2 separate regions of the Homo sapiens genome follow, and region 1 is linked to region 2. Evidence: chromatin loops called from intact Hi-C (ENCODE). Cell type or tissue: MCF 10A. All regions are shown on one strand. Links, peaks and the distances in the headings refer to the core of each region. The heading gives the core; the rest is flanking DNA.

The links. Peaks named below come from ENCODE experiments on the same cell type or tissue, not always from the same donor. Only the 100,000 strongest peaks of a DNase experiment are listed, where the experiment ranks them.
Region 1: a loop joins it to region 2, with 5 times the contacts of the local background. A loop is called at or near these places in 9 of 110 quality-filtered maps.

Annotation. Positions count from the first base shown.
Region 1 is chr11:58,911,591-58,927,572 of GRCh38, reverse strand. It overlaps a transcript of GLYATL1 not described here. Among named protein-coding and RNA genes, the nearest start is that of GLYATL1, 20 kb to the left of the region's middle. RefSeq lists an enhancer at 1-206. In MCF 10A, for the core only: no CTCF peak of the experiment used is centred there; a DNase peak (open chromatin) is centred at 3,872.
Region 2 is chr11:58,645,269-58,661,419 of GRCh38, reverse strand. No RefSeq gene overlaps it. Among named protein-coding and RNA genes, the nearest start is that of CNTF, 31 kb to the right of the region's middle. RefSeq lists enhancers at 8,034-8,588, 9,220-9,721. In MCF 10A, for the core only: a CTCF peak has its summit at 7,212 (motif pointing left); DNase peaks (open chromatin) are centred at 4,829 and 7,219.

The DNA.
Region 1 (15,982 bases), core at 1-8,000, 270 kb before region 2:
AGCCTGCAGGGGAGGGGCGAGAGGCACATACAACAAAGTCAGCCCAAGGGGAGGCTGGGGTCCACCCTGGCCAGGAACAGCCAATGGGTGCCTGCGGGAGGGAGCCAGCACAGGCAAAAAGCAGCGCTTTTACAAGTGCAAAGCAGCCAAAGCCCCAGGACGCACCTGCCTGACTCTCTAGCTTTGCAGACAGCCCACAGCAAAATTTCCTGTGCTCCTTGTTTACAAGTGACATCCCAAATTATAATTCTCTGCTAAAATTTAAGTAAAATGTAAGAATTTGAAAAACCTCTTTTCAGATAATAGCCACTGCTGTTATCTCTCTCCTACCCCCGAGGTAGCTCTACAAATCCAGTTTAAGTAAAACAGTAGCCTCTGAAGGGAGAGAGATTAAGGAGGGCCCATGAATTAAAGAATAATTAAAAGTTAGGCATGTAAAACCACACATTACCCTTAGAGGAGAACTTTAAACCTAATTAAATGATATTTGTTCAATTAAAAGGTGAAAATATTGTGCCCTTCTCAAAAGGTGAAGAAGAGTTATATGTAAGTGTAGCCAAAACATGCATGAATGACTGTCTTAACCCACTGATTACAGATAGTCTTTGATTCATACTTGCTAAAAGAGTCCCAAATTAAGTTCCCCAGTTAGTGAGTCACTGTTTTCAAGACTGTTTTCCAGATTAAAGTCCATAAACTTGGTCAGCCTGAGAACTCCATTGCAACATTTAAGCTATTCTGCCTGTGGCTTTAAGCACATGGTTAAAATATATAATTTAAGTCTCTGCTTCTAAAGATGCTTTCAGATTTTCTTTTTAAACTTCACGTTATTTATTTCAGCTTGCCATCTTAATGATTAATGCAGTCAATTGCTAAGTTATGACTCGATATCATCAAAATTCCTTTAAGTAAAATGCAATTCAAAGCCGTATTGCAATCCCCCATACCAAATGCTTTAACACTGTTTACTGATGGGTCTGGTAAACATGGAAGAGCAGTAGTCTAATAGAGACCACATAATCCAATCACTGGATCTAGGTTTACTGGCACTCAAAGAGCTCAGGTTACTCTGTGTATTTGTTAAAGAACTTTTACAGCCTCAATTAAGTTTACTCTGGTGCACACTCTGTGTACTCTTTTTCTGACTTCGGCAATTGCTGGACCAACGTACACATCCTGTTTTTATTACACATATTCAAGCCCACAGCTCACTGCCTGGCCCATTGGCTTATGTCAATGAACGAGCAGACCTTCAGGTGATGACATCACTGCTAGGCCTAGCCACCCAATCGCATCAATTTTTCCACCAAAATTGGAGAAACTTATCTAAACAATTTCAACTTACTCAGAGGCTGGCTACAACAATTATCCTACAATGTCCAGATTGCCAGCTCACAGGCACGTCCCCTCCTTCAACAAGTGTTAACCCTAGAGGATTGGAACCTAAGCAGTTATGGCAAACATATTACACACATGCCTAAATTTGGAAAACTAAGATATGTGTGTGTATCCATTGATAATAACACTCATTTAATTAATGCACATGCTCTGCCTGTAGAGTCTACTCAAGATGTCATTAAACATCTTTTAACTTTTGCATTTATAGGATAGCCCACAAAGATTAAAGCTGATAATGGACCAGCTTATGCCAGCTGACAATTTCAACAATTTTATCACACGTGGAATATTCAACATTCCACAGGCATCCCATATAACTCCAAAGGTCAAGCAATAGTAAAAAATCAGAAAAAGGGGAATATAGGTAAAGACCCTGCAACACTACTGGCACAAACCTTGTTTACCCATAATTTTCTAAATTCAGATGACAAATTTCAATCAGCTGTAGAAAAACACTTTGCTAAAACCTCTCAAGGCATAAAACCAGCAGTTTTATGGAAAAATGTGAACAGTAATAAATGGTGTGGTCCAAATAAATTATTAACATGAGAAAGAATGTGTGCATATGTCCACCCCTAGAAAGAGAAATAAAGGGAAAGAATGATTTAAAAAGAAACTAGAAGAAACAGATCAGAAAGAGACACAAAAAGAAAGACTAAGGAAAGAAAGTGGGAAGAAGGAAAAGGAAATATTTAAAAAGTTATTAATATAAGAATGCACCCTTAGTAAGGAAGATTACAAAACAGAGTTAAAAAGTTAAGGCATGTCAAAAATTGTCTGTGAAAGTCGTGAAGAATGTTATAAAAGGGATTCATGCAGGAAATGTATAATTTTTGTTTTGAAAGTCTAAGCAAGTTGTAAAATGTTAATTGTAAAAAATTCTATATGTAAACATATTGGCTAAATTTAAAAAAGTATCCAGTTTTTTTCTGTAAACTAGACATTAAAATGAAGCACAAGTTTTTCTTGAAGTACTATCCTGCTCTTTAAAGATTATAAAGATCTCTTAGCACAGGTACCACCCCTAGAATTTCCAGTACACCAGCACCAGCCTGGAGACTGTATCCTCATCCAAGGATGGAAAGAAAAAAAACTCAAGCCAGCCTAGGAAAAACCCTAAGGACCCACAGCCTCAACAATGTGGCTTCCAGGAACAGCACAGGCCTCACACATTATGCTAAGGAAGCAGAAGGCTAAGCCAAATAATTTACTCATTTTTAATTCTCTCACTTTGCCTATTACCTATACCTGCTACACTCTATTAAGCTCATCTTCTGAATCTGCCTTTTGTCAGCCCTTTTACTTAAACAAATACTCCCTTTCCAGCTTCTAATGACATAACTGCTTGGCTGGAAGGAGTTAACATACCCTCAGTGGGGTTCCTTAGCAACAGTACTCACCAAACTAAGATGCCAGGTAACACTACCGGTCACTCTTAGACTGGAAACAAATGTTGCTAATTGTACTCATAATTGTCTTGTATTATTTGCTAATTCTAGGATGCAAAGCCGGAATAAGAGCAGTGACCACCTCACCTGACAATCCTATGGCTGTACATATCTGCAATCTGAAATCAAAAAGACATGATACCGAAAACAAAAACGGGGAAATGTTGGGATTCACTCAGAATGGTGCCAGAAATATTAAAGGGAAACATTAGGGAAAGCAACAGGGAATAGTTTACAAACCTTTTTGGAAGGCCAAAATGTTACATAGCTTGTAATAATTAAACAGGCTGAAGGCAGCTGGTTCTTACCTTAGAGCATTAGGTCATAGGGTAAATACTAGGGACAATAGAGGCTTCCCCGGTTAAGTCTGATTACCCTACCTCCACTAACTAATCTTTGAGCCAGATGGCCCTCTCAGGGTGAGATTGACCAAAGATATTGCCCCCTAATGGAATTTACTTTAAACCATGGTACCTGAGTTTTAATCGTTAGTAGAACTACAATCAACCATGTTAATTATCCATAAGTGTGTTTATTCAAAGCTTCTGTTGTTAATTCTATACAAAATAAATGCCTGGAGTGCAAGCTGCTCAGGGCCAGCCACAGTGACAAACCTCTCTTGGTGTGCAGGCGGTCGGACACTCAGCAGGACTGGCAAAACAGAGTATCAGTGTCTCAGCGTACGAGTTATTCATAGGTCGTTTGGGTCAGGGTCTGTGGACAGACCCCACAGCTAATGCCATCTTGTGAGAAGCAATACCTCACTGGATGTTTTGGCCAGTGAAATTAAAAAAAGAGAAAGAAATAAAAGGGCTTCTGGATAAGAAAGAAATTAGTACAATTATCTTAATTCACAGGTGACAGGTAATCTATGTAGAAAACTCTGACAAGATATGCCAGACTTTTGTCTTAAAATATATTGTAAGAATTTAAACAAGACCTGGCTGCCTTCCCCACTTCAGGTTCTCCTGAGTCATCAAAGACAGCCTTGAGGAGCCTCCTGGGAGCCAAGGGGAGGGGCAGGCTGGCAAGGAGAGGGATGCCCCAGATCTGAAGGAGTGAGGCAGAACAGGATCTGGAGGCAGGGAACCTAAGGATGATTCACACTCACTTCCTAGAACTCAATCAAAAGGAAAATCCCACCTCTCCACAATCAAGTAACAAAAGGATCAGAGGTTACTCCCTTTGCAAATCATGCCACCAATTCCCGCTTTCCACTGCATTGCAGATGAAAAAGGGAAAGTACCTCTGTTTGGTCCCCTCCCGCAACCATTCAAACTGGTTGCGGGCCACTACTTCATTTCCGTAAGGTGTAAACAAAGTAACCAATGAGAAACCTCTAGAGGGCGTTTAAACCCCAGACTATCTGGCTCATTCAGAAAAGCAGGCAGCTCCCCTGTGACTTTACCCAAAGTCATTCAAAGCAATTGCACGTAGTTTGTTTTCCCTCTAGAGTGAGAAAGAAGGAAGGAAGTTTACAATTCTACGTGCATCTCACATTGAGATGTTCACCTGATTCTATCACTGCCTCAGAGACCTGGTAAAAATCCTGGGGATTGACAAATGGAGAAATGGATGCCCAAGTTCAGAAGGGATTCGGTCTGAAGCAAAAGTCTGAGCAAGTGTGCTGTGCCATAACTGGGAGGAAATAGGAAGAAAATTATTGAGACCCACCCCATTAGAATGCACGTTAAAAAATTTTAAGAAAGGCTATGTGAGGAATTATGGAGTCAAGGTAACCCCTCAGATGTTAAGAACTCTCTGTGAAATAGTATGACTCTCTTTTAGTGTTGGCTGGCTGGCTGAAGGCACTATAGATAGGGAAACAATTGGCCATGTATTTAAGGTGATGACCACGGTTGGAGGACAGTCAGGGCATCCAGACAAATTCTCCTATATCGATTTATGGCTAAATAGAATTCAAATTCAACCAGCATGGCTGCAAACCTGTCTGGCAGCATACTGTAAAATGCTTGTAGCTCAAGCCAAACCCAAAGTGAAAGAAAAATCAACGGCATAGGAAGGTAAAGAGACAAAGGCAAAGTCACAGGAAAGGCAAGAAAAGCCAGTTTTGCAGTCACCTCACGTGTTCCAATCTACCACCCTTTACCAAGGCTAACTTCCCCTGAGGAGTCAAGCTCAAATGGATACATGTCCCCAGTCTCACCGGAGAGGGAGGAATTGGAGCTTCAGGAAGTTAAAGGAGAAGGCCCAGAACATCAGGCAGGCCATCTCTGGTCTGGCTGCACCTGAGTTATGCAAATGCCTCTCAGGGAAAGAAGAGGACCCACCTATTATAATGAGCATGGCCACATCCAGGGAGGAGAACAAACCTTCATTTACCAGTTTTTTTGAACCACTGGTCTCCTAAACTGGTAGCATCATACTCCCTCTGACACAGAGAAGCCCTAGGCCCTTATAGATGTAATGCAGTTTATCTTCCTAACGCACCATCCAACTGGGCCAGACTGAAACAGCTCAACCTGATGCTATTTAACACTGAGGAGCGCCAGAGAGTAACCCAGGCAGCCCTCCATTGGCCAGAAGCCAATGCACCTGCAGGCACAGTTGATGCCCAGGCATATACACAGGGCCAATTTCTTGAAGAGGATCACCACTGGGATCCAAATGATGCAACCCAGTTTCAGCACCCACAGAGCTAACAAGAGACAATCCTGCAAGGGTTAAGAGATGACAGGAAAAAGGCAATCAATGTGGGGAAAATCTCAGAGCTGCTACTATGTGCAGATGAGAGGCCCATACAGTTTTATGACTCTGTGAGGCATTCCAGTTATACACTCCATTTAACCCTGAGGCTGCTGAAAATCAGCGCGTGGTGAATATGGCATTCGTAGGGCAGACCAGGGAGATATCAAGTGGAAATTGCTGAAGTTAGAAGGCTTTGCAGGCATGAATGCTACTCAGCTTATTGAAGTGGCTATCAAGGTGTACATTAACTGAGATCAGAAGGCAAAGAAGGAGGCTGAACGGAGGCTTGGGAAAAAGGCTGATTAGCCAGCGGCAGACCTCACAGGAAGAGAAGCTGGCTTTGCAAGGGGTCATGGATGCGGTCATGGAAGAGGCTGGTCTGGAAAGGGATTCGAGAGCCGGCCAAGGCTAAAGAGAAATCAATGTGCGTGATGCAAAAGGAAAAGACACTGGAAGGATGAATGTCCAGAGAATAATAACGTGGAGAATGGTTAAGGCCACGGTATGAAAAAACCACTGGCCAAGGGCTACCATACCCTGTGAGGAACCAGACACTGACCTGATCAGGATGGCAGGGGCTGAAGAATATGAGGTCTCAGACAGACCGGGCTCCTTCTCTTTGGGCCCCTAGGAACGTATGGTCATATTACTAGTTGAAGGCCAGCTGATGGACCTTATGGTAGACACCAGGACTGAACACTTGGTAGTGACCTGACCTATAAGGCCACTATCCAAGAACTGTGAAACTATTGTAGGTGCCACTGGAGTCTCAGCTGTTTGTGCGCTTCCCACTCCAACTATCTGGCATCAAATAAGACAGTTCCTAGGAGCAGCAGGGTTCTGCTGCATCTGGATCCCAAATTTCTTGCTCATGCCTAAGCCATTATATGAAGCCACAAAGTGGGGAGAAATGGAGCCCCTCCTCTGGGAGGCCAATTAGGAGAAGGCCTTAAAAACAATCAAAGAAGCGTTAATTCAGACCCCAAACTTGGGACTGCCAGACCTAACTAAGCCTTTCTTTTTGTATGTCCATGAGTGAAAAGAAATGGCCATAGGAGTCCTGACTCAAGTCATAGGATCTTGGCATCGCCTGGTGGCATACTTGTCCAGGCAACTAGAATCTGTGGTGCTTGGATGGCCTACTTGTTTCAATGTGCTAACTGCCACTGCCCTACTGGTGCAAGAAGATAATAAACTGACTTTATGGCAGCAACTGAAAATCCGGGTACCGCACTCAGTTATAACTTTGATGGACCAAAGGGGACACCTTAGGTTATCACATCCAAAAATGACTCGATACCAAGGGCTTCTATGTGAGAATCCCAGCATAGCTTTAGAGACTGTGAACACCCTAAACCTGGCTACCTTTCTCTCCATCTTGTCAGTGCCAGGAAGCCCCCTTTAGTCCTGTGTGGATATGGTAGATTAAGTGTTCTCAAGCCAGAGAGATTTGACAGATCAGCCCCTCGGAGACCCGGACATTGAGTATTTTACTGATTTGAGCAGTTTCATACTAGAGGGAGTACGCCAAGAGGGGCATGCAGTGGTGACTTTGGACTCAGTAGTAGAGGTGCAGTTTTTGCCTACTGGAACTTCTGCTCAGAAGGCAGAGCTGACAGCTCTGACAAGAGTTCTCTGACTAGCAAAATACCTAAAAGCAAATTTTTAACCACACTCCAAATATGCTTTTGCCACTTTCCATGTTCATGGGACTATTTACAAAGAAAGAGAACTCTTTCTTTCCTCCTGCAGTTGCAGGAGGAAATAAACTAAAATACAAGGAAGAAATTCTACAGCTCTTAGACACTGTATGGGCCCGGAAACAGGTGGCAGTATTGCACTACAAAGGGCACCAAAAATCAGGAACACTAGAAGCTAAAGGAACAGGAAGGCAGACAAAGAGGCAAAACAGGCAGCAATGGCAGCTCTGCCTTCTAGAGAGAAAGCCTTAGCTATGCCTCCCCTCTGGGAGATCCTCCTCCCGGAGACCCCAAGCTACATTTCAAATGAAAGGGCCTGGTTTGCCCAAAAAACTGGGAAATACATTGAGGGAGAATGGTGGAAAACCTTTGATGGGAAGCTAGCCATACCTGAAATGGTGGCCCCCAGGTTTGTGAAACAGTTCCACCGAGGAACTCATATGGGAAAAATGGCACAAGAAACATTGCTAGGATGACATTTCTATGTGCCATGGCTCACTGCCATTACCTGAGCCATTTGTGAACAATGTCTAACTTGTGCCGAGAACAACCCTCAGCAGGGGCCTACCCGAACCCCGGGAATTCAAGAAATTTAAGCCACATCCTGTGAAAATTTGCTTCTGGATTTTAATGAGCTGCTTCAGGCAGGAGGCTATTGGTACATGTTGGTGTTTATTTGTACCTTTTCGGGGTTGTTTGAGGCTTTCCCCACCCAGACAGAGAAGAAACGAGAGGTAACCAAGGTGTTGTTAAAAGACATTATTCCCAGATTTGGACTACCCCTGACTCTGGGGTCAGACAATGAACCAGCATTGGTGGCTGAAATAGTTCATTACTGAACTTGGCTATTAAAAATAAAATGGAAGTTACACACAGCCTACCGGCCACAGAGCTCAAGAAAAGTGGAGCACATGAACTGGACACTCAAGCAGCTGCTGAAGAAATTTTGTTAGGAAACTCATCTGAGGTGGGATCAGGTCTTGCCCATGGTCCTCCTCCAAGTCAGGTGTGCCCACGCCAAACAAACTGGGTATTCACCCTAGGAGAACTTATTCAGCCGGCCACCTGAATTATATGTCAGATTAAAGGTGATCTCTGTGAGCTAGGAGAACTAATTTTAAGGAGGCAAATGCAGGCTTTAGGTATGGCCATGCCAAAAGTACATGGCTGGGTGCAGGAAAGAATGCCTATAAGTCTGACAGACACTGTATACCGTTTCAAACCTGGTGATTCTGTTTGGGTTAAGAAATGTAATCCAACCACATTAGGACCCATATGGGATGGGCCCCATCCTGTAATCTTGTCCACTCCAACTGCTGTTCAAGTTACAGGAACCGTGCTTGGATCCACTACAGTTAGCTGAAACTAGCAGCCCAGGACAAGTGGACCAGCCAGGAGTACCCAGACCATCTGAACCAGCTGATAATGCCATGAGACCGAGATGTCACTGAGGACCACAACAGCCTTGCTCTGGTCACTCCAGAAGCTAACCATTCCACACATGGCAAAACCTTGATAAAACAGCAAGCCCTGCTCTAGTCACTCTGGAAGCTGACTAGTCTATGCACAGCCGAAGCTTGCAGAGTCACCATCAAATGAGTAAATGTGGCCAGAAATTTTAGGCCCAATAACTTTCCTTATATTATTAATTATACTTCCATTATTCTGTTGCTTTGGCCAACCCCCTCCCCTGGGAAAACACCTCTTCTGCCCATTCTGGGTGTAAGAATGCTAATCTTTGCTTTACCTTTGATGGCAACCATATCTATGCTATAAGGAGAAGAGCTCATAGAAGGATGCCCTCCCTGCATGCATACTACATGGAAAGGAAACACAGTAGTTAAGACTTTACTATACCATACTTACTATGAGTGCAGGAACCCACCTAGGAACCTGCATGCACAACCAGACAACCTAACAAATTGCTGCCTAGAAATCAATGACAATGGGAAAGCCATTATAGAAATGACTGCCAAGATGTGAAAATTAGCTCATGTTACAGTCCAAACCTGGAAACCAGGATGGTCTGCAGATTCCCTCTTAGGAGGTTGGTTTTCATTCTTTGGTGGATTTAAAATATTAATAGAAGTGGTGCTGGCTATATTAGGAGGTTGCTTAAGACTCCCTTGCCTCTTGCTCCTTCTTACCAGGAGCATCCAATCAACCATAGAAGTCCTAGTAGACAAAACAACCACCACTCAACTAATGGCTCTAACTAAGTATCAGCATTTGCCAAAGAGAGTAGATCTGCCTTGTCAGTGAAGAAAAAAATTGTAGTGAAGCTTTCTATTAAATTCCATTTATAGGAAGCATCAAAGGGGGGAAATGAGGCAGGAAATTAAAGAAAGAAAGAAAAATAAAATTTAAAAGAGCAAAACATGCTTTCTATATTAGGCTGAATCATCCCAAAGGCAGTAACAGGCAAAACCTGGACCCAGGTGAAGTCTTGATAACATTATCTAAGAAGCCAGGACTGAAAGGAATGTGCTCTGGAGACTTCCAGCATTCCCTCCACAAAGGGAGAAGAAAACAAATTTTCCTTTCCCCCATGATATGAGTAAACTTATGAGTTTATAGATTTCTGTTTTCTGTAACTAGTAACTTCAAGTATCCTGTTTTTATCTATGCAGCAAGTGAAGGTCATGAGATGCCTGAGTAGGCAGGCCTGGACTGCAGCCATCTAGGCACCATAGCAAAAGTTATGAGATAAGCCCATGCAAAGCACTAGAGCAAGCCTGGATAACAGCCATCTAGGCTGTATAGCAAGAGTCACATGTAATCCTGAGTTATACACCTGTCACAACTTGATTAACTGCCTTTCTTCTGCCTCTGTATCCTTGCTTGCATGCCACTACGTTTTTGCCACCGTAAACTTATTTCAAGCTAGCCCACCTTAGAAGCGTGTATAAAAGTCAAGTGCTGTCTTTGTTCTGGGACCAGTGTTTGGCTGTTAATCTGCTGGGTCTGAGTGCACTCAGTAAAAATCCTCCTGTTTAACTCTGTGGTCTCTCTGGTCCTCCTTCATTCCCACAGCAATCAAAGACAGCCTTGCAGAGCCCCAGGGGAGTCAAGGGGAGGAGCAGGCTGGCAAGGAGAGAGATGCCCCAGGTCTGAAGGAGTGATGTAGAAGACAGGATCTGTTGGCTGGGAACCTAAGGATGATTCACACTCACTTCCTAGAACTGAATCAAAAGGAAAATCCCACCTCTCCACAATCAAGTAACAAAAGGATCAGAGGCTACTCCTTTTGCAAATCATGCCACCAATTCCCACTTTCCACTGCATTGCAGATGAAAAACGGAAAGTACTTCTGGATGGTCCCCTTCAACAACCAATCAAACTGCTTGTGGGCCACTATATGATTTATGTAGGATGTAAACAAACTAACCAATGAGAAACCTCTAGAGGATATTTAAAACCCAGAAAATTCTGCAACCAGTGCTCTCGAGCCCCTTTCTCAAGCCTGCTCCCACTCTGTGGAGTGTACTTTCACATCAATAAATCTATGCTTACATTGCTTCATTCTTTTGTTGCTTTGTTTGTACCTTTTTACCAATTCTTTCTTTAAAATGCCAAGAACAAGGACAACTTGTAGTCAAGACCATCCACTGGTAACAGGAGGAGGACTGGGGAGTCACTCCCTCACTTCCAAACCTCAGAGGAAGGCTTTGACTGGGGAGCAGATTCCTTGAGGGCCAGGACAGGGTCTGAGGTGGACTGAGGATTCAGTGCCAGTCCCAGATTGCACTGTGAAGCCTCTGTGGGAGGTAGCAGGGTCCAGAGGGTGGAAGCACACATCCAGGCTCTGCTACTATTACCACCCACTGTGTGACCTTGGGCTACTTGTTTAACATCTCTGAGCTGTGCTTGGTAAGTGAGATAATATATGTAAAAGGCCAGGCTCTTATGGGGAGACTTGGTAAGTGTGAAGGCAGTAGAACCATATGGGGTAATCGTACTTTCAGCCCTAAAGGAGGATGTAAAAATCTGCACTCCTCCTAATCTCCTCAGAAGCTATCAGAGAAGCAAACATGTCAAACAAATGTAATTCTTCTTTCTACAGTTTGATGGGACCTGAGATCTTAAGGAGGCACTACAGAAAAGTCACCATGCCAAAAGAGTGAAAGTGGCAGTACAGGAGGCAGTACAGAAAAGTCCCCATTCCAAAAAAGACTGGAAGAGGAAGGAGAGTCTAGGGACAGCAAATTCCAACTAAAACATGTCTCTTCCTTTCCAAGGTTGTGGGAAAGTATGTGGTAGTGGTGGTGGGTTTTCTGCTAAAGGTATAGCAAGATCTGTAACTAAATAGGGTAAATCAAATTATCTGGCTCATTCAGAGAGGCAGGCAGCCCACCTGTGACTTTACCTAAAGACATTCAAAGCAACTTAACAAGTTTCGTTTCCCTCTAGAGTGAGAAAGAGGGACGGTTACAATTGTGTGTGCATCTCCCACTGAGATGTTCACCTGATTCTATCACTGCTTCAGAGACCTGGTAAAAATCCTGGGACTTGACAAATGGAGAAACGGATGCCCAGTTCCAGCAGGGCTTTGCTCATGGCCTCTCACATTCAGTATCTATTGGAGAGCAAGGATTCCACCTGCCTGGCAGTCCCAATCGGTGTCTGAGTTCTTGCCATCATTCTGCATCAGAATCACCTGGGGGTTTCTTGAAACACAGATTGCTGAGCCCTAACCCACAGGATATGACTTAATATATCTGAGGTGAGTCTTCAGATTGTGTTGATCTTGCTGGCCCAGGGGCCAGGCTTTGAGAATTCCTGAGTTAAGGCAAAGAGCAGCTGGCCAGGCCCAGCTACCTTAGCTCCTCTCTACTCTGAGACCTTCCCTTGATGGCCCCCAACTACCTTCCCCTCAGTCATTCTAGAATCCACTCACTCTTCCATCTATAGCTCTGGGATCCAGAAGAGGGGCTCACATGGGAAAGGAGGACCCGGCTCTGTTGAAGGTCCCTTCACTGAGCCTTAGAAAACTCTGTGGGATGGACTTTCTGGGACACAGCATTTCACCTCACCAGGAGGAGACTGTCTAGAATTAAAATCAGAATAAATTACTGAATTGGGTAATCTGCACTTACTGTATGCCTTCTAAGAGTTTATGTGTGACTGGCAGGCATATTTGGAGATATTGTTATGCTTTGTTGGTAAGAATAGAAGAATTTTGAATCAGCAGAATTTAGAGCAACATGTTCTGTCAGCAAGATAGCTAGAGAAACAGAAATGACTGAGGAATAATAAAGGGGAAATGACTAAGGGCCAGGACAGGAGCCAGAGCCTAGGTGTAATCTGAGCTGAGATTCTAAGATTTTGGAGTCTCCTACATACTGCCTCTGTCTTGAAGCCTTGGGGCGCAGCTGGAATTGACCACATCCACTGCACTCCCACAGTGAGATTACTCTCAATCCCTAGCAAAATAGCCAGAAAGGCAAATAATGCACCAGAAGGTACATATCCTAGTGAGACAGAGTAGGGACAGGACTTGCCTCCACCCCCATAATGCATTTTTCTCCACCCACTGACTACCAGACCTTGAACTTCCACTGGTGCCATCCTCACTGGCTGGAATACCATAAAGAAACTAAGATAAGAAGCATTCTATCATAATTCTCATTCAAGGGAGTTAATCCTATCACCTCCATGCACACAGGACCAGAACAATGACCAATCTTTACCCTTTGCCTCATTATCATATGGAAATCCCCACCCAGGGAGGGATTTGTCTACCATTTTTTGATCATGCGATGTAAGTACTAACATGATATCTCACCGGGCCTGCACACTCTACACTCCTCCCAACCCATGTAATGATATTAGCTTACCTTATGCTTCTCATGTTAACTTTCTTAAAACACCAAAAAGACCTGTCTTTGGGGAGCCATCCGGAGACCTCTGACTCTACTGCTGACTCCCATGTATTCAAGCATAAGCCCCTAATAAAGCCTTGTCTGGGAAACTCACTTGGCCTTGTGTCAATTTCTATTGCATGGGAGACTAAAAACTTGTGGCTGGTAACACAAGAAACAGAAAGTTTTAGTGTCATGGATGCCACAACAGTGGCAGAGGTGTGGAATTGGATGAGAGGGTGGGACCTGCAGGTGTTAAAAGCAGAAACAGCATGGGTATGAGTGGTGGGGTCTGGAACAGCACAGAACCTTCCTATTCCTTAGCTTTCTCTACCTTTTCTCCAGATTGTAACAGAACCAAACCTTGTGTTTCCCTGACCCCTACATCTAAGCCTGGCCAGGGTTGGGAAAAGAAGAATAGCATAAAGAGAGAGAAAGTGGCCCATATCCTATCCCTCTGACCACTCTTGCCTCATGAGGAAAACCCAGGCATGTTCCTTAGAGAGTTCCAAGTTTAATGGAAGGGACACAGGTACTGATTAGTGAGTCAACAAGCACTAGACCTACTGGTCAGTCAACAAGCACCCTCCCACCTCTGAACCTTTGTACTTGCTGCTTCCTCTGTCTTCAGTGTTCTTCCTCAATATATTTCCATCTAAGACTCACCTGCTCACTCCTTTGAGGTCTCAGATATCACCTTATCAGAGAAGCCAACTATGACCACTTCCAAAACAGCCTCCTCCATTCTCTTTTCCCTTCTGCCCATATCAAAACAGACACACATATGTGCATGCACACACACACAATTTATTTTTCCCTTCTCCCTCTATGGTGTCAGCTCCAAGAGAACATGAATATCACTGTATTAACTGGTATATCCTTGGTGCCTGTGACATACCAGGCAAGTAGTTTTGTAAGAAGTGTTCATTGAATAAGTGATCAAAGTGATTGAATATCTACTATGTACTCACCACTGTGCTGGCCAATGAGAGACGAGGAAGAAAAAGGCAAAGTTCCTGTCAGTGTTAAAGTGCTTGGGTTTTAGTTTCAAAACCCACTTGTCATTTCTCCTCCCTCTCTGGCCTCCACAGTTTAAGCCCTACATCCTCCATCTTTCATTTCCTTCACACCTCTCATCCACTCCATCTGCTCCTCTCTACCCCTCCAGCTCCCAGCCTCAGGCCACTCCAGGCCCCCTCCCTTTTAGCCTGGATGCCTGTGGAATAGCCTCCACTCTCAACTCCTCTGCCCCTTCAAGCATCTTCCCATCCCCTCTTTTCCAAGGCCTATGAGAGTGGAGTGTTCTGGCCCCTGTCCACCCCTCCCTCTGCCCCATCTCCTGCTGCTCAGCTCCTCTCCCCTTGATCCCAGCTACATTGCTCACTCAGGCCCTGGACAAAAAGCCCTAGCCAGTCTCAGGGCTTGTGTACTCACCATTCTGTATGGCCTTCCATTGGATGTCTTCAGGGCCTCCTCAGAGGCCTCTCAAATTCCCCAGCCAGAGTAGCACTCCCAGGCACACACTTGCCACTTTCTCTTACCTTTGTATGTTCTTGATCCACTAGCAAAACTTTTCTATTTGTGTGTTTCCTGGATAATCTATTTCCCTGTTTAAAACGTAAGGTCCACAAGAGCTGGGACTCTGCCCCTCTTTCACATGCCCAGTCCCTAAAGTGGGAGCTGGTCAATAAAGTTTGCTGACTGAGGGGCCAGGCTTCAAATGCATTCAGAACAAATACCTCCCCTCTGTTTTCTGTCAAATTGGAAAACATTTCCCTCCCAGTGGTGAGACTCCCATAAGACGTAAATAAAGTACCTGGCAGACTGTCACATCTGGCATACAAAAGTCCCAATAACTTATTATCTTGACCATCCAGTTTTCAGAGGGCTCTAAGTCTGGGGGTCTCCGATGGAGACATGAGTACATCTGTGCAGAGCTTTTGTCTGGGGAGGGAGATTCCAGTGCTGGAGGTTTATCCTTTGAGGATTTTAGGGAGTGTGGAGGAAGCAAGGGTTTCTGGTCAAAGGGGCAAGACAGTGCAGACACACTCCAGAGACCCAGAAGCAAAAGCAGGAAGTCTGCTAGGAGGAGCCACTAACAGTTGACTGGACAATCTTAAAGCTGCATGATGCCAGGATGACTAACCTTCTTTGTCACTCATGCCTTGTACTTCTGATCTTTCTAGTTCTTGCCTTGTCTCCTGGCCTTGGAGAGAGTAATGCACAAGTCACATTGCCCCTTCAAACCCCAATCCCTGCTGTACCTTCATTTACCAGGTTTGCCTATTCTCCCAGATGCCCTCCAGCAAAAGAAATTAAACAAGACAAAAATAAATGGAGAATATACTTGTTCAAGATTGGAAGACTCAACATTCTTAAGATGCTAATCATCCACAATTGAGTTAATTTTTTACACAATGAACACACAATTTACACAAACACACAAAATTTGACCCAGATATCACACCATACAAAAAAAAACTTAAATCAATCACAGACTTAAATATAAAACTATAAAACTTCTGGAAGAAAACTTAGAAATGATTTTTGTGATCTTAGATTTAGCAGAGTTCTCTGATGTAAACAACAAAAGCATGATCCGCAAAGAGAAATAAACATATAAAGTAAACTTCATCAAAATTGAAAACTTTTCCCTCCCAAAACAGAACCAAGAGGATGAAAAGACAAGCCATGGAGAGATAAGAATCAGCAAATATCACAAATATTATGAGAAAAGCAATATAACAAAGGACTTGTTTCCAAAATATGTAAAGCCCTCTCAAAACTCAGATATAACTAACCAGTATAAAAATGGGCAAAATATTTTAATAGACATTTCACCAAAGAAGATATGTGGATGATATAA
Region 2 (16,151 bases), core at 3,561-11,560:
TGGAGAGTACTTTCATTTTCAATAAATTCCTGCTTTTGTTCTTTCATTGCTTCATTCTTTCCTTACTTTGCTGTGTGTTTTGTCCAATTCTTTGTTCAAAACACCAAGAACCTGGACAACTTGCAGTCAGGACCCTTTATTGGTAACACTTTCCCCTCAAAATGTTGCAGATAGCTTCCTTCACTTCTAATGGTGCCGAGGAAGAAACATCCAAAGACGCCTGATGCTTTTGCCCTTTTGTAGCTAATCTGCCTGGATACTTTGAGAATAGTTTTATCCTTAAAACTCAAAATGTCCAGTAGGAAATAACTAGATGTCGGTCACTTTTGTTAATTTTGCCAGTTATACAGAAGGATGTCTCTGCTTGCACACCTGTATCCTTCGGTCAATCTTCTTTCAAAGCATCAGTTATTCTTCTTCTTATTTTTTTTTTTTTTTTGTCTGAGATGGAGTCTCGCTCTGTCGCCCAGACTGGAGTGCAGTGGCACGATCTCAGCTTACTGCAAACTCCGCCCCCTGGGTTCACGCCATTCTCCTGCCTCAGCCTCCCGAGTAGCTGGGAATACAGGCGCCCGCCACTATGCCCGGCTAATTTTCTGTATATTTAGTAGAGAGGGGGTTTCACCGTGTTAGCCAGGATGGTCTGGATCTCCTGACCTCGTGATCCACCCGCCTCGGCCTCCCAAAGTGCTGGGATTACAGGCGTGAGCCACCGCGCCCAGCCCAAAGCATCAATTACTCTTAAGTTAAATATCTGCCCTTGGTCTGCTAAACCTATCTTTTTATGCTTCACACACATTCTTCAGGCATAAGTTTCAGTTTGTTTATAAAATATTCAATCTGAAATTAAACAAAGGTGATCAGGAGAGACTCCCCTACTCCTTGTCGGCCTCCTTATGTGATAACAAGATGTCATTGAGATGGATCTGAATGTCCGATGAATGACCTGATTAAATGTCAGGCCAAAGGTGGAATGAGGATTCAAGTCACATTCCTTGCCTGGTTAGAATCTGACCCTCTCGCATTCTTCTCTTCCACTGTCATCTATACTTTATCTAAGGGCTGGACTCTGTTTTCAATCTTTGCCCAGTTGAGGACAAAGATCCCAATCTACTTCTTAGTCTAGTTCCCTCTAATTGCTCAGCTACTCCTTATATATGGCTGATTCTCCAGTTGAGCCATCCCCTCTGCAGACTTGGTTCAGAAGTGCTGCAGATTCTCCTGCTGTAAGTGCCCCAGCAGCCTCACTGTGCAGTGGGTGGGACCTACTCTATAGATGCTGCTGGGGAAGCTATAGCTGATTCTGCCCCGTAGAACTCCCTGCAGGAAAATACATATAATCAGAGCATGAGATGAAGAGCCTGGCAAACCACAGGGTATTTCACAGCTCTCTGCCAAGCCCTGCTTCAGGAAGAAAGACAGCTTGTTGCTTCAGCAGGAAACCTTACTCTAAGGAATTTCTCAGTAAACGCCTTACAGACTTCAAGTCTGATTAATAATTGGCTGCAATTTCTTTTTTTCTTTCAATCATTTTTGGGTGATTTTAACCTTAGTGGCCTTACACTTTTGCCTTTTCATTTTATATATTTTACTTTCATCTTAAACACACCTGGGAGCAAGCATAACTCAGCAGGCCTGGGCTGCTCAAATCCTGCATTTTTCTAAGAAAAGACTGGCCTGTGATAAACAACTCTCGTAAATAACCTGTGAGCCTTTGGAATACACCTGTTTTCATTCCATTCACCTGGGGCCTTGGGCCTCACTGTATTCAATTTGACCTCTGGGGTGGGGTATAGGGCTGGTGACTAAGTAGCTAAGGTCAATATATGACTCCATGCCTCGATGAGTCACCCCCAATAAAAACTAGACACCAAGTCTCAGGTGAGCTTTCCTTATGAGGAATAATAACTATTATTATGAATAAATATTCTTTTTATTTTCCTGATGTTATGTTTTTTCAAACAATCTTATTTTTAGTGAATTACTTTTAAACTTTGCTCTTATGAAAATTGTTTTTCTCCTCTTGTGTTCAGATGCTTCTGCTTTGAATATCATCTATTTAATCTATTCTCTTTTTTGCACCAGTTCCTAGTTTTAATCCTGCCGTACCTTGTATAACTAGTCTCTTGTGTTCTCTTGTTTGTTGATCCTTTTATTCCTTTTTGTTACTAACATCTATGATGGTTGGCAGAATATAAATGTAAAGAAGTGTGAAGAGTAGAGAATTTACAGAAATGTTGGAGAGACAAAGAGAAGGAAGGATGCTTGCTTATACCCCACTATCTCTGAGTGTAGATGTCTACACCAAATTTCACAGCCTATTTAAACACAGGTTATCAAAGAACCCCCATTTCAGGAGACAGAAGATGAGAGCATCATTAGCCTACTCCTGACTTCCTGCTCACAGTACGTTTGATCATGCAATCCAGACAGCATATTTGGTCACCTGGGAAAAAGATGCCTGCAATGCTTTTTCTAATAATTCATACTGTCTGGTGCTTGTCCAGTGGCTGGATTTCAGGCAAAAGATGACAAAACGCAATGCTACCAACCACAAGGGGCAACACAGGGTGGAGTTACATATACCAAGCCTGACCCTGCATGAGATTAACCTCCTGAGAGGCAGGCCTGAAGGATTATCCCAGAGCATATTCTGTGGCTAGGCACATGACATCGTACTCCAGCTCATTTTCAACATGTCATGGCAAGTTTCTTGCACTCTGGTAGGGTCAGAGGTGGATGCTCTGGGAGATGGCTCTGATGAGCTACCCTCTCTCCTCCTGCACCTGCAGAGTAATTGTGAACAGCAAGAGGGTTTATGTGCAGTTTGCAGCTCTTCAAGCCTTCAGGTCCTCTACCAGGCAACTGAGACCTGAGAAGAAAGGCAAATCACATGGTAAACAAACAAGCTGGCTCCCTATGTTAAGATAATAGGCCATGGCTCCCCTTTCCATCCCAAAGGGACACATCAGAAGCTGAACTCCCAAGACAGTTTGCCAGCCTGCCCAAGTGAAGAGTGTGCTTGACAGGCATACTATCAAATTTCATGTATCGGCACATTTGTCAAGACACTGTTGTAAGACCCCCTCCTCCCAAATATCACGCGTAGGCTTCTGTGAGGCTCTTACAGAGAGGGAAATCTCTTCTATTTAAGTTTATTTGCTCCACTACCAAATAGCCTGACAAGATTACATATCTGCTGTCACAAAATGAGATCCACAACTGCCCATTGCGGATTGGAAGCCACCAAGAGGTAAATCAATATTTAGGAACAATCTATCCTTGCCATAGTGTATGGCCATAATTCAGTCTATCTCTTCTGAGTTCTTTAAACACTATGTGCCCAAAGTGTTTCTTGCTCTTTCTGGGTCTCCTCTTGGACAAGAATCCAGCTGTGCTGCTCATTATCCCACTTTCACGTACTGCCGACTCTGGAGAAGACCCAGGAGTTGAACACCTTTTTGAGTCTACCCGGAGTATAATCTGAAGCTACCATGAATGTGTGTGTGCAAGGGGGGCCTGTATTTCTGGATACTTTCAGCTTGATTTCAATTTGCAGATTTAAGAGGCTCCCAAAACTCGTGTATGATATTGAAACAACTTTGAATATTGGACTACAGGCCCAGGTCCACCATTGATTAATAATCCTAAACAATAACTCTGCCCAACGCTTTTCCCCTGGGTATTTTTTAGTAACTCTCACTTAGGTTCCTTGGGTCTCTGTTTCATCATTCATGAACTGATTGTTGCTTTGAAGTTTAAATAATCCAATGTGGGTAAAAGCACTTTGCAACCTGTCAAGGGTTTCTGAAGCTTAAGTTGTTGTTTCTCATGCCCAATGGAACCTACCTCCACATTTGAGGATAAAAACACTAGACTCAGTTCATGCCATTAAATTTGGTGATGATTTCTTGGAAATGATAGTTGAAGCACAGGCAACATCAACAACAAAACAAAACAAATTGGACTATATCAAAAATTTTAAGTTCTATGCATCAACAGACACAATCGATAGTGAAAAGACAACCCACAAAATGGGAGAAAATATTTTCAAATCACGTATCTAATAATGGGTTAATATTCAGAATATTTAAACGCTTACTACCAAAAAACAAAACAACCTGACTTTAAAAATAGACAAAGAACCCATTTTTTTATGTACTTATTGGTTATTTGTATATCTTCTTTGTTCTCAAACGACCAATAAGCACACGAAAAGATGCTTAACATCACTAATCATCAGGGAAATGCAGATCAAAACTACAATGAGATACCATCTCACACCCAATAAGATGGTTACTATTGAAAAACAAAACAACAGAAAAGAAGTATTGGTGAGAATGTAGAGAAATGGAAACCCTTGTGCACTGTTAATGGGAATGTGAAATGATGCAGCCACTAAGGAAAACAGTACAGAGGCTCCTCAAGAAATTAAAAATAGAACTACCACATGGCCCAGCAACTCCACTTCTGGGTATAAACCCCCAAGAATAAAAAGCAGAGTATCAAGAAGATACTTATACACTCATATTCATGGCAGCATTATTCTCAGTAGCCAAAACTGGAAGCAATCCAAGTGTCCATAGATGGATGAATGGCTAAACAAAATGTAGTATCTACATACAAAAATGATTTAGCCTTGAAATGGAAGCAAATTCTGACCTATGCTTCAGCATGGATGAACCTTGAGGCCACTATGCTAACTGAAATAAGTCAATCACAAAAAGACAAGTACTGTGTGATTCCACTTATATGAGCTACCTAGAGTAGTCAAATCCATAGGGACAGAAAGTAGAATATTTGTTGCCGGGGGCTGGAGGGAGGGAATGCGGTGTTGTTGCTTAACAGGTATGGAATTTCAGTTTTGCAAAATGGAAAGTGCTCTGGAGATTGCACAACAATGTGAACATGCTTAACACTATAGCAAGGTACCCTTAAAACTGGTTAAGATGCTAACTTCTCTGTGTTTTTTAACCACAATTAAATGCTTTTCAAAATATCAGAATATGGCAGCTGAAACAAACAATACTTTGTGCAATGTATCTATTTGCCTACCAAAGATAGAGAAGAAAAAAGGCCAGGTGCTGTGGCTCACACCTGTAATCCCAGCACTTTGGGAGGCCAAGGCAGGGGGATCACTTGAGGTCAGGAGTTCGAGACCAGCCTGTCCAACATGGTGAAACCCTGTCTCTACTAAAAATACAAAAATTAGCCAGACATGGTGGCGGGAGGTAATCCTAGCTACTAGGGAGGCTGAAGCAAGAGAATCACTTGAACCCAGGAAGTGGAGGTTGCAGTGAGCCAAGATTGTGCCACTGCAATCCAGCCAGGGCAATAGAGTGAGACTCAGTCTCTAAATAAATAAATAAATAAATAGCACTGAATTAGAGTTTCCAAACCTACCTTGCTTTGCCACTAACTTGGGGCAGAAACAATAATAATTGCTGGCATTTATGGTACACTTACCATGTGCCAGATATCATTTTAAATGTTTTATCTCATTTAATGCTTACAACAGGAAGTACTATCACGTTCCCATTTTAAAGATTAGGGAATTGAAGCAAAATAAAATTAAACAAGCTGCCCAAGGACTTATGGTTAATAAGTGAGTAGCAAAGCCAGGATTCAAACCCCACAGTCTGACTCCAGGGCTGCACTTGTAACCATTGTGCTACCTGCAGAATGGCCAGGAGCGCAGGTCCCACATGGCAATGAACCACTTCCTGTACCACCCACTTCCAAATCCAGTAGCTTCTTCATCCTAGACCTAAAGAAAGTCAAGTTCAGCTATAAACAATACAATCATTTCTTTTAAAACATCACATTCTCTCCAACATACGAAACATCTTAGGATGTATGTTTTCCTTTCACCAATCTTTTCCCTCCACACCCCTTTCTCAGCTCTTTAATCATCTTAGATTGTAAATGTGAAGCATGAGAGTAGAGAACATGAGGGCTGAAGTGGCACCAGTCTGGATGGGACCCCAACTCTATGACTTACTAGCAAGTTACTTATTGCCTCTCAGCCTCAGTTTCATCAACTCTAAAATGAGAATAGGACCTGCATCAACAGGTGGTTTTAAAGATTAAACTGTATAATATCTTAAATGTCTAGCACAGTATTTGACATAGAATGGGCTGTTTGAAGTATAATAACAATTATTGTATAGCAATAATTGGTTGAATATTACTCAACAACTTGAAGCTCTGTCAGGTGAAAATAAAAGGTAGAATTGTTCACTATGGCCAAAACTGAGAATGAAACATGAGATCACCAGGGAGATCCATTTCTACTAAGCAGAAAGCAAACCTTTCTATTAGTCAGAGAAGATCAAGGGCAGACTGGGTTGCCTTTGAAGGTGGTGAGTTCTCTGTAACTATAGCTGTTCAAGCAGATACCACTTAGTGAACATGCTGTATACAGACCCCAACCCTGCCATCCCTGAGAGCCTATGAATTTATGTCAAGATTTATCCGCACCCATACAATGATCTGGTGCCCTCTCCCAGTGTTCTGACTTTCCCTATTCGAGCTGCTATAGGTTTCTCTTCCACATAAACCAGAGGAAGCATTCTAGCTCCAGGTGCTGGTGGACAGGTTGCTTAATTTTAACACAACTGTCATCTGGCCACAAGAATGTGTGGAAGTGACTGCTCTCTTTTGGGACCTGAGTTCATTCCCCAGTGATATTTATGCCAAAATAGAGGAACAGGTTTTCTGTCCACGTAGGTTCTCCAGTGTTCAAAGTCCAACACTTTTTTTTCCCCAACCCCTCCAGAAGACGACAGATGACTTTGATCACGACACCAACACTTACCTGGGTAAGAACCCAGAGGATTTACAGGGCCCATCAACCAGAAGCAGCATTTTCAGATTCAAGGTGAGGTCACATTTAGGACCATTCGTGGAAAGGAGGTGGATCCGCTAGGAGCACAGTTCCTTGGTAACCAAGGGAGAGGAGTGACATTCTGCTTGTAGTCTGGCTTATGAATAATTCCTTTGCTAGAACATTTTGCTATCTCTCTTAGTCTGTGTAAGTTCTGTTCATTCTTCAAGTTTTAGCTGCAAGATCTTTCTAAGAAAGACCCCTTCAGTCCCCTAGAGGAAGCATGGGGAGAGTACAGACTTGGCCCAAGTGCCATCCCACGTGGGCAGCCCCTGGGCGCTGCCAGCAAATTACACTCCTCACAGCGTTTCTCACTTGCAGGGAGATGTGTGCCTCTGCATCTGCACCGCCCTCTGCTGGTCGGTGATGCTGACACAGCGAGGAGTTCCAGGCTTCCAGAATAAAATCAACTGCTCATCACTAAAGAAGACTTGTATTTTATTGGCTTTTAAAACAGGCAGAAAGTATGGTCATGGGTAACAATTTAGTGAAAAGCCTGCACTATAAACCAAGAAGTTCGAATGTCATGTCCTCTGTATCAGTCCATTCTCACACTGCTATAAAGATACTACATGAGACCAGGTAATTGATGAAGAAAAGAGATTTAATTGACTCACACTTCTGCATGGCTGAGGAGGCCTCAGGAAACTTACACTCATGGCGAAAGGTAAAGGGGAAGCAAGGCACATCTTACATGGTGTCGGGAGAGAGACAGAAGAGTGTGGGGGAAACTGCTAAACACTTTTTAGAACCACCAGATGTAAGAATTCACTCACTATCATGAGAACAGCATGGGGGAAACCGCCCCCATAGTCCAATCACTTCCCACTAGGTGCCTCCCTCAACACCTGAGGATTACAATTTGAGATGAGATTTGGGTGGGGACACAGAGCCAAACCATATCATCTCCCTCCACGTTTTTCTTTATACATGCTCTTGGGGTTATACCTCTATATTTCCTTAATATGGTAGTTATCCCTGTCTCTAGTAGATAAGCTGTAAACTGGCTAACTTTCAAAATCAAAAGCTATGATCCCCTCTCTGGATAGTAGTTTTATCTCTGTAGGAAGCACATTTGATCTGCTGGGGGTAATTGTATACCACAAATTTTTCTACCCCTTAACAGTTTTTCCTAAATTGCTGGTCTCACCTAAAAAGGCCCACTGATTATAAAACATGCTGAATTTATGAAATACACTTTAGGGAGGCAAAGACAAGTTGGAAGGCTCCACTCAGGAAGCTAAATATCTTCTGTTTGACTACACTATGGAACTATGTGATTCCCACTTCCAGCTGTGGAATGGGACAGTAGTGGGATAGTGACACGCCTACTAAAGGAGTGGCTTTTGAGAAAGGCCTTGAAAGTGGTGTTTGGTTTTCTATTGCTACATAACAAACCACCACAAAACCGGGTGGTCTAAAACAACAGTCCTTTTTCCCTCACTATTCTGTGGTTTCAATGGGCTCAGCAGGACACCACTTGTGTTCCCTGGTATGCTGGCCAGGAGCTCAGTTAGGCCTGACTGTCCAACATGGTTCAGCTACATATCTAGCACTTACATGAAAATAGCATAAAGGCTGAGCCAGGATGCTGACAGAGCTAGAATAGCTGGTTGGCTTGGGTTCCTAGATATGAAAGCACCCAGGCCTTCTAGGTGTAGGGACAGCTTCATGTCTGCAATATTTAATTAAAGTGAGTCACAGGGCCAGCACAGATTCACTGTAGAACAGGACTTCCAAGTGGGATGAATCCTGGGGTGGGTGGTTAATTTGGAACTGCCTTTGGAGACCAGTTACAACACAGGTAAGAAAAAGATGCTGAGATGTAGGAGGATTAGCACAGCCTAAAGCATGAATAAAAGCATGAAGCTGATAAAATACAAGAATACAGGCTAGTGAAAAGTGTAGAGTTTGTAACTTCTGGTTCCAAAATGGTGGCATAGAAGCAAGTTAGTTTTACCTCCCATTGTCCTAGAAAACCAGAAAAAAAAATACAGCACCAAGATTATCACCAGTAATGTCCCAGAACTCAAATATGAGGAGAAGATAGTTCCCAGAGCCACAGAGAGATGCTCAGAAAAAGCTCTGAGCAGACAGTAAGAGAATCAGATATCCATATCAGCAATGTTGCTCCCTGAAATCTGCTCAACACCAAGTATGTGAAAAGTTTCTCCTCAAATCACAGTTTCTGCACTGTAAAAGTGAGATCAAGGTTGACAAACAGCTTCCCCATCATCTTGGGTTTCCTGATAGGAAACAGGTCTCTGCCTCAACCCAAGAGAATCATTGGAAATGCCTAAAGGAAAACATATCTCAGAGGACAGCCAGAGACAAATGGGGGAGGTGAGACTATCATCTCCGGCCCTGGAAACTCTGTTCTGTAAGTCAGCCAAAGGAGATGCCAAATCAGAGTGGCTGCTCAGCAGCACCATGCTATAGGAGGTTTGTTCCACAGGTCTTCTGGGCACAAACGCCTATCTGGCCTTCCCCCATTATCCCCTTTGAGGCCACCGCATTCCAGACAGGAGGCACTCTGATTGTTTAGAGGCAGACCTAGGCTTAAGCTGTCATCTAGAGCTGAAAAGGAGACAACAACCTAGCAGAAAAGAAAGAAAGAGAGAGAAAGAAAACAAAAGAATGAAAGAAAGAAGAAAAGAAAAGACAATCAACAGGTAAATTACAAAGAATCTCTAAACATACATATATAGTAAAAGACAAAACAAGCCAAACAGAGAAGACTGAAATAAATAAATAATCTTTTAATGCAAAGACATAGATATACATCCACAAGAAACAACATCTAACAGAACTATGACCTCCCCAAACAGACAAAGCAAAACACAAGTGACTAACCCTAATGAGATGAGGATATGTGAACTCTGATGAACAATTCAAAATAGCAGTTTCAAGGAAACTCAGAGATCTCCAAGATAACACAAAAAATAATTTAGAAATTTATCAGAGAAATTTAACAAGATCAAAATAATTTTAAAAGACCAAATCTAAGAATTATTGGAGTTTAAAAGGGAATTCAATAAGAGGTAGAAAGCATATTCAAAGAAATAATAACAAAAAGATGATGTTCTAAAACTTAAAAAAAAGATATAAATATCCAGGTATAAGAAGATCAGAGAAACAAACAGATTCAATCCAAGTAAGACTACACCAAGACATATAATAGTAAAACTCTCAAAGATCAAAGAGAGAGGGGATCCTAAAAGCAGCAAGAGAAAAGATCCAAATGTCATACAAAAGAACTCCAATTCATCTGGCAACAGATTTCTCAAAGAAAAGAAGGACTAAAGAGAGTAGTATATTTTCAAAGTCTTGAAAGAAAAAAACCTATAATCCAAGAATACTGTATCCAAAATAGCTATCTTTCAAATATGAAGACATGAAGTTTTCCCTGGACAAACAAAAGCTGAGATAATTCACCACCACCAGACCTGTCTTGCAAGAAATCCCAACTGGAGGTCTTCAATCAGAAATAGAAAAAGAAAAAACACTAACATACAAAAAGAAAATATTTGAAGGTATAGAACCCATTGCTGGCCAGGCATGGTGGCTCATGCCTGTATTCCCAGCACTTTGGAAGGCTAAAGGGGGTGAATTGCTTGAGAAGAGGAGTTTGAGACCAGTCTGGTCAACATGGCAAAACCCTGTCTCTACTAAAACACAAAAATTAGCTGAGCATGGTGGCAGGTGACTGTAATCCCAGCTACTTGGGAGGCTGAGGCAGCAGAATCACTTGAACCGAGGAGGTGGAGGTTGCAGTGAGCTGGGATTGCACCACTACACTCCAGCCTGGGTGACAGAGCAAGTCTCTATCTCAAAAAAAGAAAAAAAAAAAAAAAGAACTCACAGCTAAAAATAAGTATGTAAACAAACCCAGAATACTCTCCTACTGTAACTGTGGTGTGTAATACACTCATAAGTCTAATATGAAGCCAAAAGACAAATCTATCAAAAACAGTAATAGTTATTGATATAGCTAACATTGTTAACCAGTTAAGAGATGGAAAACAAAAAAAAACATGTAAACTGAGACAACACAAAGTCAAAATGTGGTGGCAATGGAGTTAAAGTGTAAAGGTTTTCTTTCACTTTTTATTTGTTTTTTTTTTCCTGGTAATCTAAAATAAGTTGTCATCTCTTCAAAATACTTTTTTAAAAAAGGGAGTCTTGCTCTGTCACCCAGGCTGGATTGCAATGGCATAATCATAGCTCACCACAGTCTTAACCTCTTGGGCTCAAGCAATTCTCCTGCCTCACACTCCCAAATAGCTGGGACTACATGCACATGCCACCATGCCTGGCTAATTAAAAAAAATTACAGAGACAATGTCTCACAGGGGTCACTTTGCTGGCCAGGCTGGTCTTAAACTCCTGGCTTCAAGCAGTCCTCTTGTTTTGGCCTCCCAAAGTGCTGGGATTACAGGTGTGAGTGACTATGTCCAGCCCAAAATAACTTGTTATATCTATCTATAAGACATTCTTTGTGAGCCTCATGTAACCACATGCAAATACCTATAATAAATTTACTAAAAATAGAAAGCAACAAATTAAAACATACAACCAGAGAAAATCACTTACTCACAAAGGAAAGCAATAAAGAAAGAAAACAGGAAGAGAGGAGTCTCAAAACAACCAGAAAAGAAACCTGAAAAAAGGCCATAGAAAGTCCTTACTTATCAATAATAACATTAAATGTAAATGGGCTCAATTCTCCAATTAAAAGGCAGACTGTAGCTAAATGAATAAAGAAATAGAACCAACTATATGCTGCCTACAAGAAACCCACATCACCTATAAAGACTCACATAGACTAAAAGTGAAGGAGTGGAAAAAGATATTTCATGCATCTGGAAACCAAAAAAGAATATGAGTAGCTATATGTATGTCAGATAAAATAGACTGCAAGTCAAAGACTAATAAGAGACAAAGAAGACCACTATATAATGATAAACAGGTCAACCCAGCAAGAGAATATAACAATTATAAATATGTATGCACTCAACATAGGCACTCATGACTATTTAAATCAAACACTAATAATTCTAAAATAAGAGATAAGTGGCAATACAATAATAGTAGTGGAGTTTAACACCCCACTCTCAGTAATGTACAGATCACCCAAAGAGAAAATCAACAAATAATCAATGAAGTTAAAGTGCATACTAGACCAAATAGGTAGGCCTGATATTTACAGAACATTTCACCCAAATGCTGCAAAATGCACATTATTATCATCAGCACATGCAGCATTCTCTAGGATAGGCCATATCTGAAGCCACAAAATAAGTATCAACAAATTAAAAAATGTAGAAATCATACAAAATATCTTTTCTGACCACAATGAGATAACACTAGAATCAATAACAAGAGAAACCTTGAAGAATTCACAAACACATGGAAATTAAACATATTCCTGAATAACAAATAGGTCAATAAAAACATTAAGAAAGAAATTTTAAAATATCTTTAAACAAATGAAAATAGAAACACAACATACCCAAATCTATGGGATACAGCAAAAGCAGTACTAAGAGGGAATTTTATAGCAACAAATATCTACAACAAAAAATAGAAAGAATTCAAATAAACAATCTAATAATGAACCTCAAGAAACTAGAAAAGCAAGAACAAATGAAACCCAAAATTAGCAGAAGGAAAGAAATAATAAAAATCGGAGTAGAAATAAATAAAATTGAAACTAAATAAATCCAGATGATTAATGAAACAGAGAGTAGGTTTTTTGAAAAGGTAAACAAAATAAACAAACCTTTAGCTATACTAACCAAGAAAAAAGAAAGAAGACCCCCAATAAAGAAAATCAAACATAAAAAGGAGACATAACCACTGAGACCACAGAAATACAAAAAAAAAATCATTACAGACTATTATGAACAAATACACATCAAAACTTTGGCACACCTAAAATAAATGGATAGATTCATGGATGCATACACCTACCAAGACTGAATCATGAAGAAATGGAAAACCTAAACTTACCAACAAGTAACAAGCAACAAGGTCAAAGCCATAATAAAAAGTCTCCCATCAAAGAAAAGTCCAGGACCTAGTATCTTCACTGCTGCATTCTACCAAACATTTAAAGAAAGGTAATACCCATTTCACTCAAACTATTCAAAAAATTACAGATAAAAGAATACTTCCGAACTCATTCTATGAGACCAGCATTACCTTGATACCAAAATCAGACAAGAACACAACAAAAAGACCACTGCAGGCCAACATCTCTCATGAATTTAGATATGAAAAAATACCAGCAAACCAAATTCAACAACACATTTAAAAGACCATTCCCAACTCAAATTGGAAAAAAAAAATGGCAGATAGGAGGCAGGAATAACTTGTAGCTCCCACTTAGACAGACAGAACAGCATGTGGAAACTCACATTGTGAACAGTTGCTTCAAGAACTACCACAGAAGCATAGTAGAAAAACCAAAAGAATTCACTGACCCTTTGAAAGAAGAAGCTTGCTGCTGCAAACACCATGAGACAGCTGAAAAATTGTGAATGCCCAGAGTGTGAGAGGGGGAGAGTCTACCTCTGAACACATATCCTCACTGGGGAACCTGAAAATCCAGATCGTGGAAGAAGAGTTTAACTTTATCTAGTGCTGAAACAAATTTAGAGAGCCAAGTGAAATATCAAAGTAGAAGAAGCAGCGGAAAGAGCTGTATACACACTCCTGACCCCCAAGGAAACCCAGGGAAGCCATTTCTGACTTTATCTTACAGGGGTCCTTGGGGACGGCTGCCAGTGGAATTGGGGAAGAACCACAGTGAGAAGGAAACTTCCAGCTGAACTTTGAAATAATTTCAGCCGAACATGAATTTTCCTGGGCAGAATCTAGGGGATAGGGGGTGAATAGGAAGTGCAGATATGAGTACAGAAGCCACAGCAGGTGGGAAGGGGTAAAGCATGAAAGCCACATCTGCTTTCTCAGTGGGGAGGCTTGTAGCCTGGGGCAAGATCTCAGCCATGCTCACCGGCTGCCTGGATATAAACTTGGTGCTCTTGGTAGGGCATGGTGGGAGTGAGACTGGCCTTTTTGGCTGCATGTAAGCAGTGTGAGGCCTGTCACTGCTGGCTTTCCCCCATTTCCCTGGTGACCTGTATGATGCAGCAGAGGCAGCCATAATCCCCCTGGGAACATAACCCCATTGGCCTGAGAACCACACCTTCATCCCCCACAGCAGCTGCAGCAATCCCCAGCCAAAGAGAGTCTGAGCTCAGACAGGCCTAACACTGCCCCCACCTGATGGTCTTTCACTAACCACTATGGTAGCTAAAGACAAAAGTCATAATCTTTTGGGAGCTCTGTGGCCCCACCCATCACCCAAGAAATCTGAATACCTTAGGGCAAGCTTGTATTCTCTCTATACCACTGCAGCTGAAGCTCTCTTGAAAGCACCACCTCCTGGTTGGAGGCCAACAAACTCAAGCCATTACAGAAACTCAAAAAAGAACAACCCTGCTCTAAGAAAGGAGAAAACAACAGCTAATTCTATCACCTGTAACATCCTGGCTAACCAGAGGTCCTGAGTCTGTCCATGTGACAACTTCACTGCTACATTAACTAGCATTTCAAACAAACAGTGCACTAAATAAAACTATAATCAAGGTCCCACACAGAGTCCACCTCGCTCCCCAGCTACCTCCACCAGAGCAGGTGCTGGTATCCACAGCTGAGAGACCTGAAGACAGATCACATCACAGGACAAGTTGCAGACACTCCCCAGTACCAGCATGAAGCCCAGTAGCTCTTCTAGGTGGCTAGGTCCAGAATAACAATAACAATCACTGCAGTCCACCTCTCAGGAAGCCCCATCCCTAGTGGAAGGGCTTCAAGGGATCACCCCCTTGGGACAAAAGAATCTGAAGAGTATCCTTGAGCCCCATAGCATTCCTCTGACACAGTCTACCAAAATAAGAAGGAATCAGAAAAACAATTCTGGTAATATGAAAAAGCAAAGTACTTTAACACCCCCAAAATATAACACTAGCACACCAGCAATGGATCCAAACCAAGAAGAAATCTCTGAATTGCCAGAAAAAGAAATCAGAACATTGATTATTAAGCTAATCAAGGAGGCACCAGAGAAAGAAGAAATTTCTAAGCAGCAAAGCATTCAAGAGGTGACTTGGGTATTCTTAAAAGCATTGAGTTTTATTCATTCACAGAGACATGGTTTGAAATTGAAACTTGTGTCTTAAAGGGAAGCTGAGCATAAAAGTTTGGGAAATTTACAGCCTGACAATGTGATAGAAAAGAAAAACTCATTTTCTGAGGAGAAATTCAAGCTGGCTGCAGAAATTTGCAAATTTGCATAAGTATCAAGGATCCAAATGTTAATTGCCAAGACAATGGGGAAAATGCCTCCAGGGTATGTCAGAAGTCTTCATGGCAGCCCCTCCCATCACAGGCCTGGAGAGCTAGGAGGAAAAAATGGTCTTGTGTGCTAAGCCCTGGGCCTTTCTGCTTTGTACAGTCTCAGGACTTGGTGCTCTGTGTCCCATCTGTGGCTAAAAAAACCAATGTACAGCTCTGGCCATTGCTTCAGAGGGTGCAAGCCCCAAGCCTTGGTAGCTTACATATGGTGTTGGCCCTGTGGGTGCACAGAAGTTAAAAACTGAGGTTTGGGAACCTCTCCCTAGATTTCAGAGGATGTATGAAAATGCCTGGATGTCCAGGCAGAGGTGTGCTACAGGGGCAGAGCCCTCATGGAGAACCTCTACTGGGGCAGTGCAGAATGTAAATGTGGGGTTGGAGGCCCCACACAGAGTCTCTACTGGAGTACTGCCTAGTAGACCTGTGAGAAGAGGACCACCATCCTTCTCCAGATCCCAGAATGGTAGATCCACTAACAGCTTGCGCTGTGCACCTGGAAAAGCTGCAGACACTCCATGCCAGCCTGTAAAAGCAGCCAGGATCAGGGGCTATACCCTGCAAAACCACAGAGGTGGAGCTGCCCAAGACCATGGGAGCCTATTTCTTACATCAGTGCAACCTGGATGTGAGACATGTAGTCAAAGGAGATCATTTTGGAACTTCAATGACTCTCCTATTGGATTTCAAAATTGCATGAGGCCTGTGGCCCCTTTGTTTTGTCCAGTTTCTCCCATTTGGAATGGGTGTATTTACCCAATGCCTGTACCCCACTGTATCTGGAAAGTAACTGACTTGCTTTTGATTTTACAGGCTCATAAGTGGAAGGGACTTGCCTTGTCTCAGA